Regions from separate parts of the Homo sapiens genome. Here region 1 is linked to region 2. A link is an interaction called in ENCODE POLR2A ChIA-PET data of the cell type or tissue named here. Cell type or tissue: CD4-positive, alpha-beta T cell. All regions are shown on one strand. Each heading gives the region's core, and the rest is flanking DNA. Links, peaks and the distances in the headings are about the cores only. Region 1 has its middle 8.6 kb from the start of IL27. Region 2 has its middle 14 kb from the start of SULT1A1.

Region 1 (5,372 bases), core at 155-5,154, 110 kb before region 2:
TGTCTGCCCTTAACTGTTATATCTGTCATGGGACCAACAACCCTGGGAAGGAGAGCCTGGAGAGGAGAAAATGCTTCTCTCCCTTGGTCTCACCTCTTTTTTCCTTGTAAGGGGGATGCTGGGTACCCCCATACTCTTGCAGCCATGGCAGGCACCTGGGGAGGGCTGAGAGGAAGAGATTGAGGGGCCACTCTTCCCAGACATAAATGACATGTGAATGCAGGCCTGGGAAGACTGAGTTCTGAGGGTGTGGGAAGGTGAGAAGCCAGGGCTGTTGAGTTCAGAGAAGGAAGAGCTTGCAGGAGGCAGGGGCTGCAGAGGAAAATCACCAGTCTGCGCATGAAAAGTCCCAGTTCAATTACTGGCTGGGCTCTGCCACTTCCTGTGTGTGCCTGCTTGGGCAAGATGGCCACACACTCTAGGCTTCAGTTTCCCCCTCTGTCAAACGAGGCCTATGCTCCCAGCCTTGCCCACCATCTGTCCCAAAATGAACTTGGGGCCGGGCGCGGTGGCTCATGCCTGTAATCCCAGCACTTTGGGAGGCCAACGTGGGTGGATCACCTGAGGTCAGCGGTTCGAGACCAGCCTGGACAACATGGCCCTGTCTATACTTAAAAAAAAAAAAAAAAAAAAAAAAAGAATTAACCAGGTGTGGTGGCGGGTGCCTATAATCCCAGCTACTAGGGAGGCTGAGGCAGGAAAATCACTTGAACCCGAGAAGCGGAGGTTGCAGTGAGCCGAGATCACGCCATTGCACTCCAGCCTGGGCGACAGAGGGGGACTCAGTCTTAAAAAAAAAAAAAAAGACGAACTTGGAAGTGGTCATGTGTCCAAGCCCCCCCAGCTGAGTTGGGAGCCAGACAGACCTCCGCCCCTCCCTTCAGAGCTCCAGCACTTCCCAGTGTGTGACCTTGATCAAGGCCTGAAGCCTCTCTGTGTTTGTTGGCTCAACTGCCAGTTGAGGACGATGCTTATGGCAGCTGGAGAGGACTTGCCGTGACCACTATGCATCTAAAACAGCCCTGCCACCGAAGAGCTCTGCGATCTCAGACAAGTTACTCAACTTCTCTGTGCCTCAGTTTCATCATCTAGAACGTGAGGGAAATAATACAAATGCATACAACTGCTTAAAGGATTCAGTGAGTTACTGTGTGTAAAGCACTTAGAACAGGGCCTGGCCTGTGGTAAGACTCACAGGTTTTAGCTGTTATTAGTAGCACAAGGCCTGACCCACAGGAAGTTCTCCAGACACATCAGTTGTCATAAAGAAATGCAAGGGAAAAAAAGAATTAGCTGGGTTGGTGGCACATACCTGTGGTCCTAGCTACTCGGGAGGCTGAAGTGAGAGGATTGCTTGAGCCTGTGAGTTCGAGGCTGCAGTGAGCTATGATTACACTCCTGCACTCCAGACTCGGTGACAGAATGAGACTCTGTCTCCCCGCTCCCCCTGCAAAAAAAGGCAAAGGAGAGCCATGCAGGGAGAAGAGGATGGAGTCATAAGTCAGAGCAGAGTTCAGGCCAGAGGCAGAAATCTCAGGGGCCTGGCCAGTCAGGCCCTGGGCCAGGGTGTGCGCAGCCTCAGAGGCGAGGACCACTGGGTGGGACTCAGGTCCCAGGCCAGCTTGGTGGGGTGGGCTCTACCCCAAGTGCTGCTTGTATTCAGAGCCCTCTCCTTGCACAGCGGCAGGCACCTCTGGCCGGCTCATCAGCCTCCCTGGGATGAGGACGCAGACATACTGAGCCCCAGGACAGGCCCTGCCCAGGGTCTGAGAGGGGAGGCAGACCCTGGGCCGACACGCCTGGTCCTCCAGTGGCCCCCAGCTCCCAGGCTAATATGGGACCCCATTCCTGTCCCAGCACCCTCAGCTGGCTGCCTCCATGGGGGCTCAGTCACTCCTGACTGTCATGTCCTGTCCACTGCCCAGGCGAGTGCACCGTTTACTCCTCAGAAAGAGGACACACCTGGAACACATGTCCACTCGCTGCTCATATTTTTATGTATTGGTTGATTTGTACAAAAGAATCTACGGGCCGGATGCGGTGGCTCATGCCTGCAATCCCAGCACTTTGGGAGGTCGAGGAGGGTGGATCATTTGAGGTCAGGAGTTCGAGGCCAGCCTGGCCAACATGGCGAAACCCTGTCTCTATCAAAAATACAAAAATTAGCCGGGTGTGGTGTCTCATGCCTGTAATCCCAGCTACTCAAGAGGCTGAGGCAGGAGAATCACTTGAACCCGGGAGTCGGAGGTTGCTTTGAGCCAAGATCCCACCACCGCACTCCAGTCTGGGTGACAGGTGAGACTCCGTCTGAAAAAAAAAAAAAAAATCTATGAACCATATATGTTTCTGCTGCCCCCCTACCTTGCTTCCTCTGCCTCAGTTCTGGTTTGGGGTCCCAACAGGCTGCCTGCAGGACTCACTCCCTAATTCCCATGGCTCCATGTTCCTTTTCTCTTTCTTGAGACAGGGTTTTGCTCTGTCACCCAGGCTGGAGTGCAGTGGCACAGCCTCGACCTGCTGTGCTCCAGTGATCCTTCCGCCTTAGCCTCTCCAGTAGCTAGGTCCACAGGCATGCACCACCATGCCAGGCTAAATGTTTTATTTTTTGTAGAGATGTGGGTCTTACTATGTTGCCCAGGCAGGTCTTAAACTCTTGGGCTCAAGTGATCCTCCTGCCTTGCCCTCCCAAAGTGCTGGGATTACAGGTGTAAGCCACTGTGCCTGGCAAGAATTTTTCTTTTTCTTTCTTTCTTTTTTTGAGGCCGTGTGTCCCTCTGTCACCCAGGCTGGAGTGCAGTGGCACAATCATAGCTCACTGCAGCCTCGACCTCCTGGGCTTAAGCGGTAAGAATCTTGATTATTATTTACTTTGAGCTCCTAGATCCAACCATTTCTGAAGCAATTACTTCTGAAATGTTCAGTTTCATGAGTCAATCCTGAGTTTTTGTTAAGTCAGTTCGATCTGTTTCTGCCACTTGCACCACATGTTCCCCCCATTTTGATCTACTCTTCCAAATTAATTTTCTAATGTTAAAAATCAGACTAGATAGGCTGAACACAGTGCTCATGCCTGTAATCCCAGCACTTTGGGAGGCCAAGGCAGGCAGATTGCTTGAGGCCAGGAGTTCAAGACCAGCCTGGCTAACATAGTGAAGCCCTGTCTCTACTAAAAATATAAAAATAATTAGCTAGGTATAGTGGGCACCTGTAATTCCAGCTACTCAGGAGGCTGAGGCATGAGAATAGCTTGAACTGGGAGGCGGAGGTTGCAGTAAGCCGAGATTGCACCACTACACTCTAGCCTGGGCGACTCAGCAAGACTCTGTCTCCAAAAAAAAAAAAAAAAAAAAAAAAAAAAAATCACACTAGATAAAGAAATCACGGCCGGGCACAGTGGCTCACACCTGTAATCCCAGCAATTTGGGAGGCTGAGGCGGGTGGATCACTTGAGGTCAGGAGTTCAAGACCAGCCTGGCCAACATGGTAAAACCCCGTCTCTTCAAAGAAAAAAATAAAATAAAACACACAATTAGCTGGGTGTGGTGGCATGAGCCTATAGTCCCAGCTACTCAGGAGGCTGAGGCAAGAGAATCACTTGAACCCGGGAGGTGGAGGTTGCAGTGAGCCAAGATCATGCCATTGCACTCCAGCCTGGGTAACAGAGCGAGACTTCATTTAAAAAAAAAAAAATGACAAAGTCAAACAGTATATTACTGTGGAAAGAGTCTTGTGTCAGAAGCCAGCAGCAAGGGCAATTTAGATTTAAAAAAAGTGTCAATATTTCAGCCAATATTTACTGAGCACCAAGTCAGTACGCCCCAGCCATTGTTCTAGGCATTGGAGATACAGAGGTAAATGAAGCTGATACAAAGCTCTGTGTGTTTATATTGAATAAAATAAAATAACCACTAAAATAGAATCAGATGCTTATATGTGCCAGGCACTTCTCAACTATTGGCTTATTTAATCCTCACAATAGGCCAGGCATGGTAGCTCATGCCTGTAATCCCAGTGCTTTGGAAGGCTGAGGCGGGAGGATCACTTGAGATCAGGAGTTTGAGACCAGCCTGGCCAACATGGCAAAACCCCATCTCTACTAAAAATACAAAAAAATTAGCCGGGCATGGTGGCGGGTGCCTGTAATCGCAGCTACTCGGAAGGCTGAGGCAGGAGAATTGCTTGAACCCAGGAGAAAGAGGTTGCAGTGAGCTGAGATTGTGCCAATGCACTCCAGCCTGGGCAACAGAGTGAGACTCTATCTCAAAAAATAATAACAAATAAATAAATAATAAAATCCTCACAATAGGTTATCTATTATCTAGGTTATTGCATGTTTTACCTACAAGTAATATTATTGTTCATGTTTTTAAAATATTTTATTAATTGTATTTTATTGTACTATGTTTTATTGTATTATTTTATTGTTTCCTGAGGCTGAAGCTGGGGCTGGGGCCAGGGCTGGGGCTGGTTATGTTCATTTTATACAAAAGATGAAACAGGCCCAGAGAGGTTAAGTGACCTGCCCATGGTCACAGAGCTAGACTTCAATTCCAGGCAGTGTGGCTTTCTTTCTCTTTTTTTTTTTTTGAGACAGAGTCTCACTCTGTCGCCCAGGCTGGAGTGCAGTGGTGCAATCACGGCTCACTACAACCTCCACCTCCTGGGTTCAAGCGATTCTCCTGCCTCAGTCTCCTGAGTAACTGGGATTACAGGTGCGCGCCACCACACCCGGTTAATTTTTCTATTTTTAGTAGAGACAGGGTTTCACCATGTTGGTCAGGCTGGTCTCCAACTCCTGACCTCGTGATCCACCTGCCTCGACCTCCCACAGTGCTGGCATTACCGGCGTGAGCCACCACGCCTGGCCAGCTTTCTTAACTACTATATGATGCTGCCTGGTGTGGCAGCCAGCATTTACTGACCCTCCCCTGTATGCCAGACACTCTTCTAGCAGCTTTACATGCAAAACTCATGTACAGTAGTTCCCCTCATCCGAGGTTTCATTCTCTTCAGTTTGAGTTATGCTTGGTCAAGTGTGGTCCCAAAATAGGTGAGTCCACGAGTTTCAAGTCAGGGCTAAGTTAAAGATAGGTGAATACATTACAATAAGATATTTTGCCAGGCGCAGTGGCTCACACCTGTAATCCCAGCACTTTGGGAGGCCAAGGCGGGGGGATCACGAGGTCAGGAGATCGAGACCATCCTGGCTAACACGGTGAAACCCCGTCTCTACTAAAAATACTAAAAAATTAGCTGGGCATGGTGGCGGGCGCCTGTAGTCCCAGCTACTAGGGAGGCTAAGGCAGGAGAATGGCGTGAACCTGGGAAGCGGAGCTTGCAGTGAGCTGAGATCGCACCACTGCACTACAGCC
Region 2 (5,372 bases), core at 242-5,241:
CTACTAAAAATACAAAATTAGCTGGGTGTGGTGGCGCATGCCTGTAATCCCAGCTTCTCGAGAAGCTGAGGCAGAAGGATCACTTGAACCCAGAAAGTGGAGGTTGCAGTGAGCTGAGATCGGGCCAATGCACATTCCAGCCAGGATGATAAAGCGAGACTCTGTCTCCCAAAAAAAAAAAGAAAAGAAAAAGAGAACAATTTCACTAATTTCACTAGTTGTTTCCTCATTTGTAACATGAGAGTAATAAGAACAATCTCAGGTGCGAGGGCTCACGTCTGTGATCCCAGCACTTTGGGAGGCCATGATGGGCAGATTACTTGAGTTCAGGAGTTCGAGACGACCCTGGCAAACATGGTGAAACTTTGTCTCCATTAAAAATGCAAAAATTAGCCGGGCATGGTGGTGTGCATCTGTAATGCCAGCTACTTGGTAGGCTGAGGCAGGAGGATCGCTTGAACCTGAAGATGGAGGTTTCAATGAGCTGAGATCAGGCCACTGCACACTCCAGGCTGGGCAATAAAACAAGACTCTGTCTCAAAAAAAAAAAAAAAAAAAAAAAAAAGAAGAAGAAGAAGAAGAAGAAAAGAAAAAGAGAACAATCTCACTAGTTTTTTGAGGATTAAATAGCATTCTGGTCCCCTACCCCTTCACCGCTGTACAAGACTTCTTTAACAGTTGCTAGGAAGCTGTTTGCAAATCTAGTCTGCAAATCACACGCCGGGACCAGGCACAGACCTTCTGATAAAACAGGAGGCCCTAGCTCCCCGGCTGTCTGTTCTCCTGACCCACTGACCCCGTCAGGCTTAAGACCCATAGAGATTTTCTCCCCAGTTACCCACCCCATCCCCTTCAAGGCTATAGAAATTGCAATGATGATAGAGGCCACAGGGACCCTCCTGTGAGCAGATGGAGGATCTCCAAAGATTACAAGAATTTAACCAACTTGAGTGATCAGCCTGTTTTACAGCCTCCTGACCTCAACCTGTTCTTCCCCAGCCCTGGGTGGAATGAGGTCACCCTGTTTGTTTAAATCAGCTCCTAAATGACCCCAGGTTACTTACAGATGAACCCAAGTTAACTCTCCTCATTACCATGCTAAAGTCTTCACCCCGGGAGAAGCTATAGCTTCATGACTATAACCTATGCAACCTATGCGCTAGCATCATGACTCACTGGGACCCCTACTCTACATGCAATCATGCACCCTCTCCTTTCTCCATCACCCCATAAAACCCTCCTGTCTCTTTCTCTGGGGGACACACTACTTGGGAGAATATGCCCAGTGTCTTCCTTTCTTGTGCCAAGTAAAACTCCCATTGATCAAAACCCGCCTCTTGGTGGAGTCATTTGTGACTCGTTAAGGGAATGAACCCCGGTATTTTTCAGGTAACATTTCCATTGTTCTTATTGTACGCAGTAGAGAAGGTTTCCACAGTCAAGCCCCTGTCCCCCACACCCCAGGCCCGGGTCGGATTTTCTAAGGAGAGGGTTCCCTGAACCCTCACAGGTATATAGTCCTCTATGGCAAGGATCCAAGGTCCCTTGATGTTTTCCGTGAGACCCCAGGGGAAAATCTTGTTACCAAAGCAGGACTAGGCCCCTGGGCATGAATTTGCTGAAGATCCAGGCCCAACCTCAGATTCCACCTGCTCTGCCCCCCAGGGTCACGGGTCCCCTTGCATTTTGTTCCTGTGTTGGCCCCGGGGCCCCAGGCGTGGATTTTCTGAACAGCAGGTCGGTTCCTTCCCTGTCCCACGATTGGTTCACGGTCATTGCAGCTGCTATGGCCTTGAACTGGGATCTCCTTTATTTTCCCGTGGGCCTTTTTCAGGGGGCAAAGACCTCCGCAGCCCTGCCTACCTCCAGCCTTGGCCTACACCCAACCCCAGAGTCTGAGCCCCGACCCTAGTCCTCTAAATTCCTGACCTGCTGTACCTCTGGCTCCCCAATTTCTCGGCTCCCCAGCCAGTGCCTCCTGCAACTTCTCGCAATCAAACACCCCAGCCTCCAGCCTTTGCCCTGGCCCTTCAGGCCTCTGAAGCAGCTCCGGTCTCAGAGCCCCGGCTCCTGCCCGGGTCCCCAGGCTCCTGCAGCGCCCTCCCTCCAGCCGCTTGATCCCCAAGTCCCTGCCTCCAGTCCCCCAATACTGGTCCCACCCCCCAGGTTCCCCCCCCGGCCCCTCACCGGCGTAGAAGGCCGAGACCGCGATGGGCGCACCGACCACCTGGTCGCACAGCAACTTGGCCAGCATGGCGCGCGGCGCTCGGCCCGGGAGCGCGCGCTCCAGCAGGCCCAGCCACACGTAGTTGAAGTTGGCGTGGAAGGTCACCACCAACGTGGCCACGCGCCGCGTCTGGCGCCAGTCGGCCTAGCGGCCCTGCAGCCGTTGCTGCAGCACGTCCCCGGCGGAGACGAGCGAGCTACGGCACGCTCGTAGAGCGTAGAGCTACGTTGCTCGAGCAACGTAGAGCAGCACGTTGGTGGGCCACGGGTGGCGCCGGGCCGTGCGCGACAACGCCGGCCACCAGCCCGCCATGTCCGCGCTGTGGGCGCCCGCGATCAGGAGCCCGCGTGGTCGGAGGCTTCCTGCACCGCCTCCGGGCCTCGCCAGCCTCCAGCAGCTACTGCGCTGCAGCAGCCGGCACCTGCACCTGCCTCCTCCAGGAGCTCCTGAGCGGTTGGGCGCCCCGCGCACACCCAGCTCGTGCCGTCCAATCCGGAGGCCACGGGCCGTCGTGGGGGCTGAACGTTTGAAAGGTGCCCGGCCCACCCCCATGCATGGGTCCGTTGACACAAAATACCCAGAATAGGCAAAGCCACAGAGGCAGAAGGCATGGGGTTATTTATTTATTTATTTATTTTATTTTTATTAATTAATTAGATATTTTTGAGACGGAGTCTCGCTCTGTCGCCCAGGCTGGAGTGCAGTGGGGCGATCTGGGCTCACTGCAACCTCCGCCTCCCGGGTTCAAGCGATTCTCCTGCCTCAGCCTCCCGAGCAGCTGGGACTACACGCGTGCGCCATCACGCCCGACTAATTTTTGTATTTTTAGTGGAGACGGGGTTTCAATATGTTGGCCAGGCTGGTCTCGAGTGATCTGCCCGCCGCGGCCTCCCATATGGGGTTATTTTTTGGAGTGATGAAAACATTTTGAAATTAGATAGGTGTGATGGTTCCATGACTTTGTGAATATATTAAAAACCATTGAATTGTACACTTGAAAAAAGGAGGTGCATTTGGCCGGGTGCGGTGGCACATGCCTGTAATCCCAGCACTTTGAGAGAATTAGACAGGAGGATCCTTTGAGGGCAGGAGTTCCAGATTAGCCTGGACAAAATAGGAAGACCCCATCTCTACGAAAAAAAAAAGAAAAAGAAAAAGAAAAAAGTATTGTAATTACTCAGACTTGGTGGTGCGCACTGATAGTCTCAGCTACTGCTACTTGGGAGTCTGAGGTGGGAGGATCTCTTGAGCCCAGGAATTCAAGGTTGCAGTGAGCCACGATAGGGCCACTGCACTCCAGCCTGCAAAAAAAAAAAAAAAAAAAAAAAAAAAAAGAAAGAAAGAAAGAAAAAGAGAGAGAAAATAAAATGGTAAGTTTTATGGTATGTGAATTTATCTTAAAAAATGAAGGGACGGCCGGGCACGGTGGCTCACTCCTGTAATACCAGCACTTTGGGAGGCCAAGGCGGGCGGATCACGAGGTCAGGAGATCCAGACCATCCTGGCTAACACGGTGAAATCCCGTCTCTACTAAAAATACAAAAAATTAGCTGGGCGTGGTGGTGGGCACCTGTAGTCCCAGCTACTCGGGAGGCTGAGGCAGGAGAATGGCCTGAACCCAGGAGGTGGAGCTTGAAGTGAGCCAAGATCGCCCCACTGCACTCCACCCTGGCTGACAGAGGAAGACTCTTTCTCAAAAAAAGAAAAGAAAAGAAAAGAAATGCTAAGCAAAGTGTTCTGGTGTGTTTTGCCTGTTTTGGTAGTGGAAGGGAAGAAAATCTGTCTTTTTCTTTCTTCTCCCCCTTTAAACTATTTAAGAAGGGAACTGGGCACGGTGGCTCATGCCTGTAATCCCAACACTTTGGGAGGTCAAGGTGGGAGGATCACTTAGGTCCAGGAATTCAAGACCAGCCTGGGCCACATAGTAAGACCTCATCTCTACAAAAAAATAAAACATTAGGGCTGGGTGCCGTGGCTTACACCTGTAATCCCAGCACTGTGGCAGGCTGAGGGAGCTGGATCACCTTAGGTCAGGAGTTTAAGACGAGTCTGGCCAGCATGGCAAAACCCTGTCTCTACTAAATATACAAAAATTAGCTGGGCATGGTGGTGCGCACCTGTAATCCCAGCTACTCAGGAGGCTGAGGCAGGAGAATTGCTTGAACCGGGTAGGTAGAGGTTGCAGTGAGCCAAAATGGTGCCACTGCACTCCAGCTTGGGGGACAGAGCGAGACTCTGTCTCAAAATAAATAAATAAACATTATTTAAAAAAAAAAGATCCCCTGGGCATACAATAAGTAATACCATACTACTTAGGCAAATAAAGCCCAATTCTATCATTTGGGAATCTTAAGATCAGTTCTACCACTTTGTGGATCTTCAGACTCAATCTCTATTTTAGAGATATTAACATTGATTGATCCTACTATGTGCCAGGCACTGTCTTTCACAACTTCACATATATGATCTCATTTAATCCTCATTTAATTTTGGCAGAGAAAAGTTGAGCTCCTTACCCAGGATCGTATAACTAGGAAATAAAGACCAAAGCACATGCCTCACTCTTCTTGTTATTAGAAAAGATTTCCTTCTGTAAACCTCAGGACTTTACAAGCGAAATATTGGATTACTGTAATATGGTTCATCAGCCCAATTTATTTATTTTTATTATACTTTAAGTTCTAGGGTACATGTGCACAATGTGCAGGTTTGTTACATATGTATACATGTGCCACGTTGGTGTGCTGCACCCATGAACTCGTCATTTACATTAGGTATATCTCCTAATGCTATCTCTCCCGGCTTCCCCCACCCCATGACAAGCCCCAGGGTGTGATGTTCCCCACCCTGTGTCCAAGTGTTCTCATTGTTCAATTCCCACCTATGAGTGAGAACATGCGGTGTTTGATTTTCTGTCCTGGCGATAGTTTGCTCAGAATGATGGTTTCCAGCTTCATCCATGTTCCTACAAAGGACATGAACTCATCCATTTTTATGGCTGCATAGTATTCCATGGTGTATAATTGCCACGTTTTCTTAATCCAGTCTATCATTGATGGACATTTGGGTTGGTTCCAAGTCTTTGCTATTGTGAATAGTGCCGCAATAAACATATGTGTACATGTGTCTTTATAGCGGCATGATT

What was found. ChIA-PET counts read pairs that join two places held together with the same protein. Peaks named below come from ENCODE experiments on the same cell type or tissue, not always from the same donor. Only the 100,000 strongest peaks of a DNase experiment are listed, where the experiment ranks them.
Region 1: POLR2A ChIA-PET joins it to region 2 with 6 read pairs; 3 of 35 experiments call an interaction of 5 or more read pairs at or near these places.

Annotation. Positions count from the first base shown.
Region 1 is chr16:28,512,744-28,518,115 of GRCh38, forward strand. No RefSeq gene overlaps it. Among named protein-coding and RNA genes, the nearest start is that of IL27, 8.6 kb to the left of the region's middle. In CD4-positive, alpha-beta T cell, for the core only: no CTCF peak of the experiment used is centred there; no DNase peak of the experiment used is centred there.
Region 2 is chr16:28,620,944-28,626,315 of GRCh38, forward strand. It overlaps a transcript of SULT1A1 not described here. Among named protein-coding and RNA genes, the nearest start is that of SULT1A1, 14 kb to the left of the region's middle. RefSeq lists an enhancer at 2,240-2,369 and silencers at 2,460-2,509, 2,560-2,729. In CD4-positive, alpha-beta T cell, for the core only: no CTCF peak of the experiment used is centred there; a DNase peak (open chromatin) is centred at 2,678; H3K4me3 peaks cover 1,237 bases.